Regions from separate parts of the Homo sapiens genome. Here region 2 is linked to region 1. A link is an interaction called in ENCODE POLR2A ChIA-PET data of the cell type or tissue named here. Cell type or tissue: B cell. All regions are shown on one strand.

What was found. ChIA-PET counts read pairs that join two places held together with the same protein. Peaks named below come from ENCODE experiments on the same cell type or tissue, not always from the same donor. Only the 100,000 strongest peaks of a DNase experiment are listed, where the experiment ranks them.
Region 2: POLR2A ChIA-PET joins it to region 1 with 7 read pairs; 7 of 35 experiments call an interaction of 5 or more read pairs at or near these places.

The regions. Positions count from the first base shown.
Region 1 is chr20:50,804,831-50,808,830 of GRCh38, forward strand. The region is part of intron 1 of BCAS4 (breast carcinoma amplified sequence 4); the gene reads left to right. Among named protein-coding and RNA genes, the nearest start is that of BCAS4, 12 kb to the left of the region's middle. In B cell, no CTCF peak of the experiment used is centred here; a DNase peak (open chromatin) is centred at 101; H3K4me3 peaks cover 1,064 bases; H3K27ac peaks cover 2,155 bases.
Region 2 is chr20:50,622,892-50,626,891 of GRCh38, forward strand. The region is part of intron 2 of RIPOR3 (RIPOR family member 3); the gene reads right to left. Among named protein-coding and RNA genes, the nearest start is that of MIR1302-5, 10 kb to the left of the region's middle. RefSeq lists an enhancer at 2,113-3,074. In B cell, no CTCF peak of the experiment used is centred here; no DNase peak of the experiment used is centred here; H3K27me3 peaks cover 643 bases.

The sequences.
Region 1 (4,000 bases):
ACGAGTTCCCGAGTTTCTTCTCTGGGCAGTGGGTCGTTGTTTAACCTGCCAACTCCTTCCTGGTTTGCAGTTCAAACCTAACGCTACTCAGAGAATCACCTCATTTGCTCCCTGGCTTCCGGGATCTTTCAACCTTCATTTCATCGCTTTCATCTTGTGCATAGAGATGAGGATGATTTTCTGCCTGGGCTGAATGGACCTTGCTATGCTAAGATTCTTCAGTATTTGTGTGTGTGTGTGTGTATTTGTTTAAGCAGCATTATTGAGATGTGATTTGCATACATATAATTCACCTGTTTAAAGTGTATAATTTAATGGCTTTTCGCATGTTCACAGAGTTGTACAACCATCAACCACAACCAATTTTAGAACATTTTTATGACCCCAAAAGGAAACACTGCACCCGTTATCTGTCATTCCCCAACCCCCACCACGAATCTCCTTCCCATCTTTATAGATTTGCCTGTTCTGGTATTTCATGTGTGTTTGTGTTTTAAAAACACAGATTGGCCAGAGACTTGAAGGCCACATTCAGCCCACAGACAGTTTTATTTGGCTGTCATAGTGTTTTTTAACTTATCAGGCTAGTTTTGAACATTTTCAAATCGAGAGAATTTGCATAAACATCTGGATTGCCATTTGTCTTGAACAAAGCAGGGTTGGCATATCCCTACCTGGCACAAGCTGGGGCCCAGTAGCAGCCAGCCCATTTAAATAGGGCCTGGGGTCTCCTGTTTGCTACAGTCTCCACCCCTCCCTGTTGTCTCCCTGACCTGGAGGCTGAACATCAGCTGCTCTTTATGACCCCACCTGCACTGCTGTTTTTCTTAGAAGTAAAATCTCTCTGTCAAAAGTCGGAAACTGGCCAAAGCGGTGGTTCATGCCTGTAATCCCAGCACTTTGGGAGGCCGAGGTGGGTGGATCACCTGAGGTCAGTAGTTCAAGACCAGCCTGGACAACATGGCAAAACCTCGTCTCTTCTAAAAATACAAAACTTAGCCAGGCGTGGTGGTGTGCTCTTGTAGTCCCAGCTACTTAGGAGGCTCTGAGGTAGGAAAATTGCTTGAACCTGGGAGGCAGTGATTGCAGTGAGTTGAGATTGCGCCATTGCACTCCAGCCTGGGCGACAGAGCGAGACTCCATCTCAAAAAAAAAAAAAAAGTGGGAAACTGAACATAAACAGTTTGCAGAAAGCAGTATTCAGCACAGCCCACTTCTCTTGTATTTATTACCTGCATGGCTTCGGTGTCATTTGAGTTTGGAGAGCCTAGTAGGGTCCTTTTAAATGGAGGTGGCATCTCACTGGGAGTGACCCAGAGAAGCGACTTACTAGACTTCCTTAGCTTCTGTCATGAGACAGAGTCTGTGGATTGTTTTTCTCACAATTTTCAAATGGGGAGTCAGAAGCACAGAGATGGTGAGAGGTGCAGTTGAGACCACACAGCATAAAATGCAAGGCTGGGACTAAGGCGCCGCCCAGGCTGCTGTTCTCAGGCCACAGCTCTTCCAGGCAGTACACGTCCTCCCCTTCCCTTCTCTCTCTTTCTCCCTTTCATCTTCCTTTCTTTTCTGCAGTGAATATTCATGAGCACTGTATTGATTACCAATCACTGGATAGCAAACTATCCCAAACCTTAGCAACTTCAAGCATCTGCCATTTCATAGGGTTCATGCATGAACTGCATTCAGCTGGAGGATTGGCCACCCTGGCAGTCCAGTATGGCCTTGCCCATGTGTCTAGCAGTTGGTGCTGGCTATTGGCTGGGACATCTCAGTTCTCCTCCATGTGGCCTCTCAACCTCTAGAGCCTCGCTCACTGGCCTCTACAGAAGAGTTGCCTGGACTTCTTTTTTTCTTAAATTTTATTATTATTATTTTTTAATTTTTGGGGGTATATAGTAGGTATATATATTCAGGGGGTACATGAGATGTTTTGATACAGGCATGCAAGGTGAAATGAGCACATCATGGAGAATGGGCTGTCCATCCCCTCAAGCATTTGTCCTTTGAGTTACAAACAGTCCATTTATACTTTTTTTTTTTTTTTTTTTTTTTTTTTGAGACCGAGTCTCACTCTGTTGCCCAGGCTGGAGTGCAGTGGCAAGATCTTGGGTCACTGCAACCTCCACCTCCTGGGTTCAAATAATTCTTGTGTCTCAGCCTCCCAAATAGCTGGGATTACAGGTGTGCACCACCACACACGGCTAATTTTTGTATTTTTAGTAGAGATGGGGTTTCACTATGTTGGCCAGACTGGTCTTGAACTCCTGGCCTCAGGTGATCTGCCTGCCTCGGCCTCCAAAAGTGCTGGGATTACAGGCGTGAGCCACCACACCCAGCCCAATTACACTCTTTAAGTTACGTTATTTTCTATTTTTTTTGAGACAGGACCTCACTCTGTCACCTAGGCTGGAGTGCAGTGGCAGAATCTTTGCTCACTGCACCCTCCGCTTCCTGGCTCAAGCGATCCTCCCACCCCAGCCTCCCAAGTAGCTGGGACTACAGGCATGTGCCACCATGCCCAGCTAATTTTTGTACTTTTTTGTAGAGATGGGGTTTCACCATGTTGCCCAGGCTGGTCTTGAACTCCTGACCTCAAGTGATCTGCCTGCCTCAGCCTTCCAAAGTGCTGGGATTACAGGCATGGGCCACTGCACCTGGACTTTACGTTATTTTATTTTTTAATTTTAATAGGTTTTTGGGGAACAGGTGGTGTTTGGTTACATGAATAAGTTCTTTAGTGAGTGGTGATTTCTGAGATTTTGCCGCAGCACTCATCACCTAAATAGAGTACATGGCACCCAATGTGCAGTCTTTTACCCCTCACCTACCTCCCACCCTTTCCCCTAAGTCCCCAAAGTCCATTGTATTATTTTTATGCCTTTGCGTCCTCATAGCTTAGCTCTCACTTACGAGTGAGAACATACGATGTTTGGTTTTCCATTTCTGAGTTACTTCGCTTAGAGTAATGGTCTCCATTTCCATCCAGGCTGCTGCAAATGCCATTATTTCATTTCTTTTTATGGCTGAGTTGTATTCCATGGTATCTATATGTATATATGCCACATATTCTTTTTTTTTTTTTTTTTTTCTTCAGACGGGAGTCTCGCTCTCTTACCCAGGCTGGAGTGCAGTGGCGTGATCTCGGCTCACTGCAGGCTCCGCCTCCTGGGTTCACGCGATTCTCCTGCCTCAGCCTCCCGAGTAGCTGGGATTACAGGCGCCCGCCACCATGCCCGGCTAATTTTTTTTTTGTATTTTTTAATAGAGATGGGGTTTCACCATGTTAGCCAGGATGGTCTCGATCTCCTGACCTCGTGATCCGCCCGCCTTGGCCTCCCAAAGTGCTGGGATTACAGGCGTGAGCCACCGCGCCCGGCTGTGCCACATATTCTTTATCCACTTGTTGATTGATAGGCATTTGGGCTGGTTCCATATTTTTGCAATTGCTAATTGTGCTGCAGTAAACATGCATGTGCAAGTATCTTCTTCATATAATGACTTCAAGATACCCAGGAGTGGGATTGCTGGATCAAATGGTAGATCTACTTTTAGTTCTTTAAGGAATCTCCACACTGTTTTCCGTAGTGATTGTACTAGTTTACATCCCCACTAACAGCCTAAAAGTGTTTACATTCCCACTAACAGTGTAAAAGTGTTCCTTTTCATCACATCCATGCCAACATCTGTTATTTTTTGATTTTTTGATTATAGCCATTCTTGCAGGAGTAAGGTGGTATCGCATTGTGGTTTGGATTTGCATTTCCTTGATCATTAGTGATGTTGATCAGTTTTTCATATGTTTGTTGGCCACTTGTATATCTTGTTTTGAGAACTGTCTATTCATGTCCTTTGCTCACTTTTTGATGGGATTTTTTTTTTCTTGCTTAGTATTCTGGATATTAATCCCTTGTCAGATGCATAGATTGTGAAGATTTTCTCCCACTCTGTGGGTTGTCTGTTTACTCTGCTGATTATTTCTTTTGCTGTGCAGAAGCTT
Region 2 (4,000 bases), 180 kb before region 1:
GGAGACCTTTTACATGCAAGCTGTTGTTAGAATCATCACATCCTATCTGTATCTTTCCCCTGGCTCACAGCTTAGAAAACATTAGGTGCAGGCCAGGCACTGTGGCTCACACCTATAATCCCAGCACTTCGGGAGGCCAAGGTGGGTGGATCAACTGAGGTCAGGAGTTCAAGACCAGCCTGACCAACCTGGTGAAACCCCGTCTCTACTAAACAAAAAATTAGCCAGGCGTGGTGGTGGACACCTGTAATCCCAGCTACTCGGGAGGCTGAGGCAGGAGAATCACTTGAACCGGGAGGCAGAGGTTGCAGTGAGCCGAGATCATGCCACTTCACTCCAGCCTGGGCAGCAAGAGCAAAACTCTGCCTTAAAAAAAAAAAAAAAAAAAGAAAAAAAAGAAAATATTAGGAGTTTGGTAAATATTAAGCTCAGCTGAACGGGGGAAAATACAGTATCCCAAGGGGATTAGAGAACAGAGAACCTGGCCCCTGCAGGCAGAGCGGGATAGCGAGTGCACCCCTGGGTGTTCCCAGCTGGAGACAGAGGGAGCAAAGGTGGAGAATGGGACCTGGTATGCTCTGGGAGTGGATGCAAGGAGCAAGGTTTGACCCAGGCAGAAGTGGGAGTCTGCAGAGGGGCCTGGACCTGGGGCCTCTCTAGTTTTGGGGACCCAGGATGTGTGAGAGGAGGAGAAGGGCAGCTCCCAGAGAAAGTCCAGCTTCCAACACCTTTACAATGACAAGTAATGTCTCTGTAGAGCAGAGAAACTAAGCTCAGGCCAGGGCTAGTGGGCTGCTGAACAGCTGACACCACAAGCCCAAGGGCCTCAGGAGCCTGGTGAGAACACGTGAGCCTAAGTAACTGGGGGCACCTGCTGCCGCCAGGAGCTCGCTAAGGGCTTTATAGAAATATCTCGACTTTCACAACCACCCTAGGAGACAGGTATTATTCTTATTATTATTTTGAGATGAAATTTCGCTCTGTCGACAGGCTGGAGTGCAGTGGCACGATCTCTGCTCACTGCAACCTCCGCCTCCCAGGTTCAAGCGATTCTCCTGCCTCAGCCTACCCAGTAGCTGGGATTACAGGCATCTGCTACCACGTCCAGTAATTTTTGTTTTTTTTAGTAGAGACAGGGCTTCACCTTGTTGGCCAGGCTGGTCTTGAACTCCTGACCTCAGGTGATCTGCCCGCCTTGGCCTCCCAAAGTACTGGGATTGCAGGCATGAGCCACTGCACCCAGCCATTTGTATATATTTAATGTTAAGTGATGCTTTCCAAAGCCCACAGGGGCTGTGCTCCCTCTTCCCCTTGCCCTCCCTGAGGCCCCATCACCCACCTCTTGAACCGGGCCCTCCGCAAGTTTGCCATCTTGAGGCTGGCAGAGACGGTCAGGGCTGCAGACTCGGGAAAAGGCAGGTTTCTGAGAGGTTAGGGACCCCGGCAGGTGGGCAGCAGGCAGTGGGGCAGGAGCTCGCTCACTCCCAGCTCCTGCCTCCAGCCCCCAACAGGTGTGCACCGTTGGCCCAGCCCCGCTTCCATCCACCTGGGGACCTTATACCCTCGCTGCTGCAGCCACACCTGGATGCACCTGCTCCCGGGAAAGCTCTGAGCCTAGTGCTCCTTGTGTGAGGTTTAACAGGACAGGCTCAGTGGCCACTCTGAGAGCCCGCCCACCCGGGGAAGGTGATGCACATGCAGCCTCCAGATGGCCAAATCAGGCAGCATGTCTGGCCCAGGTGTCACAGAAGCCGGGGCAGGAAGAGCCTCTGGGGCCGGATGTTTCACCAGGTCTGGGAGGACTCAGTAAATATTAAACAGCCCCTGGCATGCCAGACAAGCTTCCAGACGGGCACGTGCAACCTGCCGGCCCCAGCCCTCACGTGAGGTTGCTACAGCAGTCCTTCTGCCTGGTGTGGTTGGCAGAGGCCTTGGTACTCGGCTGTTGCAAGTGCAGGCTCTGGAGGCAGACAGGGCCGGGCTCAAGTCCTGCACCTGCCCCCAGCCTCCAGGCGGGACAATTATAGGACTGACTGCACAGGCTTCAGGTGAAGACTCCATGCAACAAGGACGTGAGCCAACCATTTACCCAGGTGCCTGGCGGTGCTGGCCACTGGGTGATGATGACAGGCATGCACTCGGCACTTGCCAAGCTCAAATTCTGCTCTCAGTGCTTTTGTTTTTTTTTTTTTTAATTGAGACAAGGTCTTGCTCTGTCTCCCAGGCTGGAATGCAGTAGCGTGATCTCAGCTCACTGTAGCCTCCGCCTCCTGGGCTCAAGTGATCCTCCCACCTCAGCCTCCTGAGTAGCTGGGACCACAGGAGTGCACAATTACACTCGGCTAATTTTTTGTAGTTTTGGTGGAGACAGGGTTTCACCATGTTGCCCAGGCTGGTCTTGAATTCCTGAGCTCAAGTGATCCGCCTGCCTTGGCCTCCCAAAGTGCTGGGATTGCAGGCGTGAGCCACCACGCCCGCCTGGCCTGCTCTTGGTGCTTTACATGTATGGACTCATTTCTCCTGACACAGTCTTTGAGGTCAGGCCCCCTGGTACCGTCCAGGAAACTGAACTTGCATCACTCGCCTCTGGCTCCAGAGTCTGTGTGCTTGACAGCTTCACAGGCAGGGCTGGATATGAGCCGCCTCTTTCTCCAGCCTCCTCTCCTTGAAACTTAATGGCTGCTATTTCGTTTTCACACCCACACTTCTTAGCCATCCCAACAGAGGAATTCCCAAGCTGAGGAGGATGTCCCAGTGGCTCCTGGCTCGGGGAGTACCTGCCTGACTGCCTGGGGGAGGGAGACCTGGCTGAGGAGGGGCAGGAAAGGGGGAAGGGCAACCATGCCTGTCAACTGGGGCAGAGTAGGACAGTATCGGGGCCTGGCCCTCTCCTCCTTCATCCTCACTGTTTATCCTCTCATCTCTCTATCCTCCCACCCCCCAGGTCCAGCTCTTGGGAAATGGCCTTATTATGTCAATCATTCACACCTTAGTATAAAATTTCCCCACCAGGTTACTTCCCCAAGTGAGCCATCTGACTGTGGAGTAAAAATCCCTGTCTATAGTGAAAGGGGTTTCAAGGTGCCAGAGTAGGGGTCAAGGTGGTGATGGGAAGAGAAGGGGCATCAGCCCACCCTCTCCATGCAGAGCCCTGCCCTCCTGCCAGGTTGTTTGCCTTGACAGTGCGGCTGCGCTTCGGCCTGCTCGGGTTACCAGGGAACAAGGCCAGAAGGTGGGGCCTGAAACCCAATCAGGCTCCAGCCCTGGCTCCAAGGGTTCAGACCCCAGGGAGCTCGACGGAGACAGGAAGTTAAAAATAGATGCACCGCTTCCCCGTCGGTGTGGGCAGCTTCTTCCTTGCCCTCACACAAGGGGGCGGCAGAGGCCAAGGCCAGGTGGGGGCTGCCCAGGGACCTCCGAACCAGCCCAGGCCCAGCATCCTCTGGCATCCTTGACAATCAGATGGGGGACAGGAGGGGTCTGAGATATTAGAGCCATCAGGGCTGTCTTTCCTAGACTAGGACTTGGACACTGTGGGACCCTTGCTGACGGCCAGCGAGCCCTGGTGTCAAGGGGATGGATCACCTCTGTCCTCCTTCCTCCCAAAGAGCTGATCCCAGGAATCCAGGAAGGGGCCAACGAGAGGCAGAGGCCTACCGTGGGGGCACTCTCTGGGCAGAGCTCCCCTCTAGGGCCTGAGGGGACATGTCCCATGGATGCAGGACATTCAGAGGCCCCCACAGGCCTGGCAGGAGGAGAGCTGCAGGCAGGGCCAGTTGTGAAATTTGTGGGGTCTAGTGCGAAATAAAAATGCAAGGCTCTTTATTCAAAATTTATCAAGAATTTTGGGCCAGGCGCGGTGGCTCACGTCTGTAATCCCAGCAGTTTGGGAGGCCGAGGTGGGTGGATCACCTGAAGTCAGGAGTTCCAGACCAGCCTGGCCAACATGGTGAAACCCTGTCTCTACTAAAAATTAGCTGGGCATGGTGGCACATGCCTG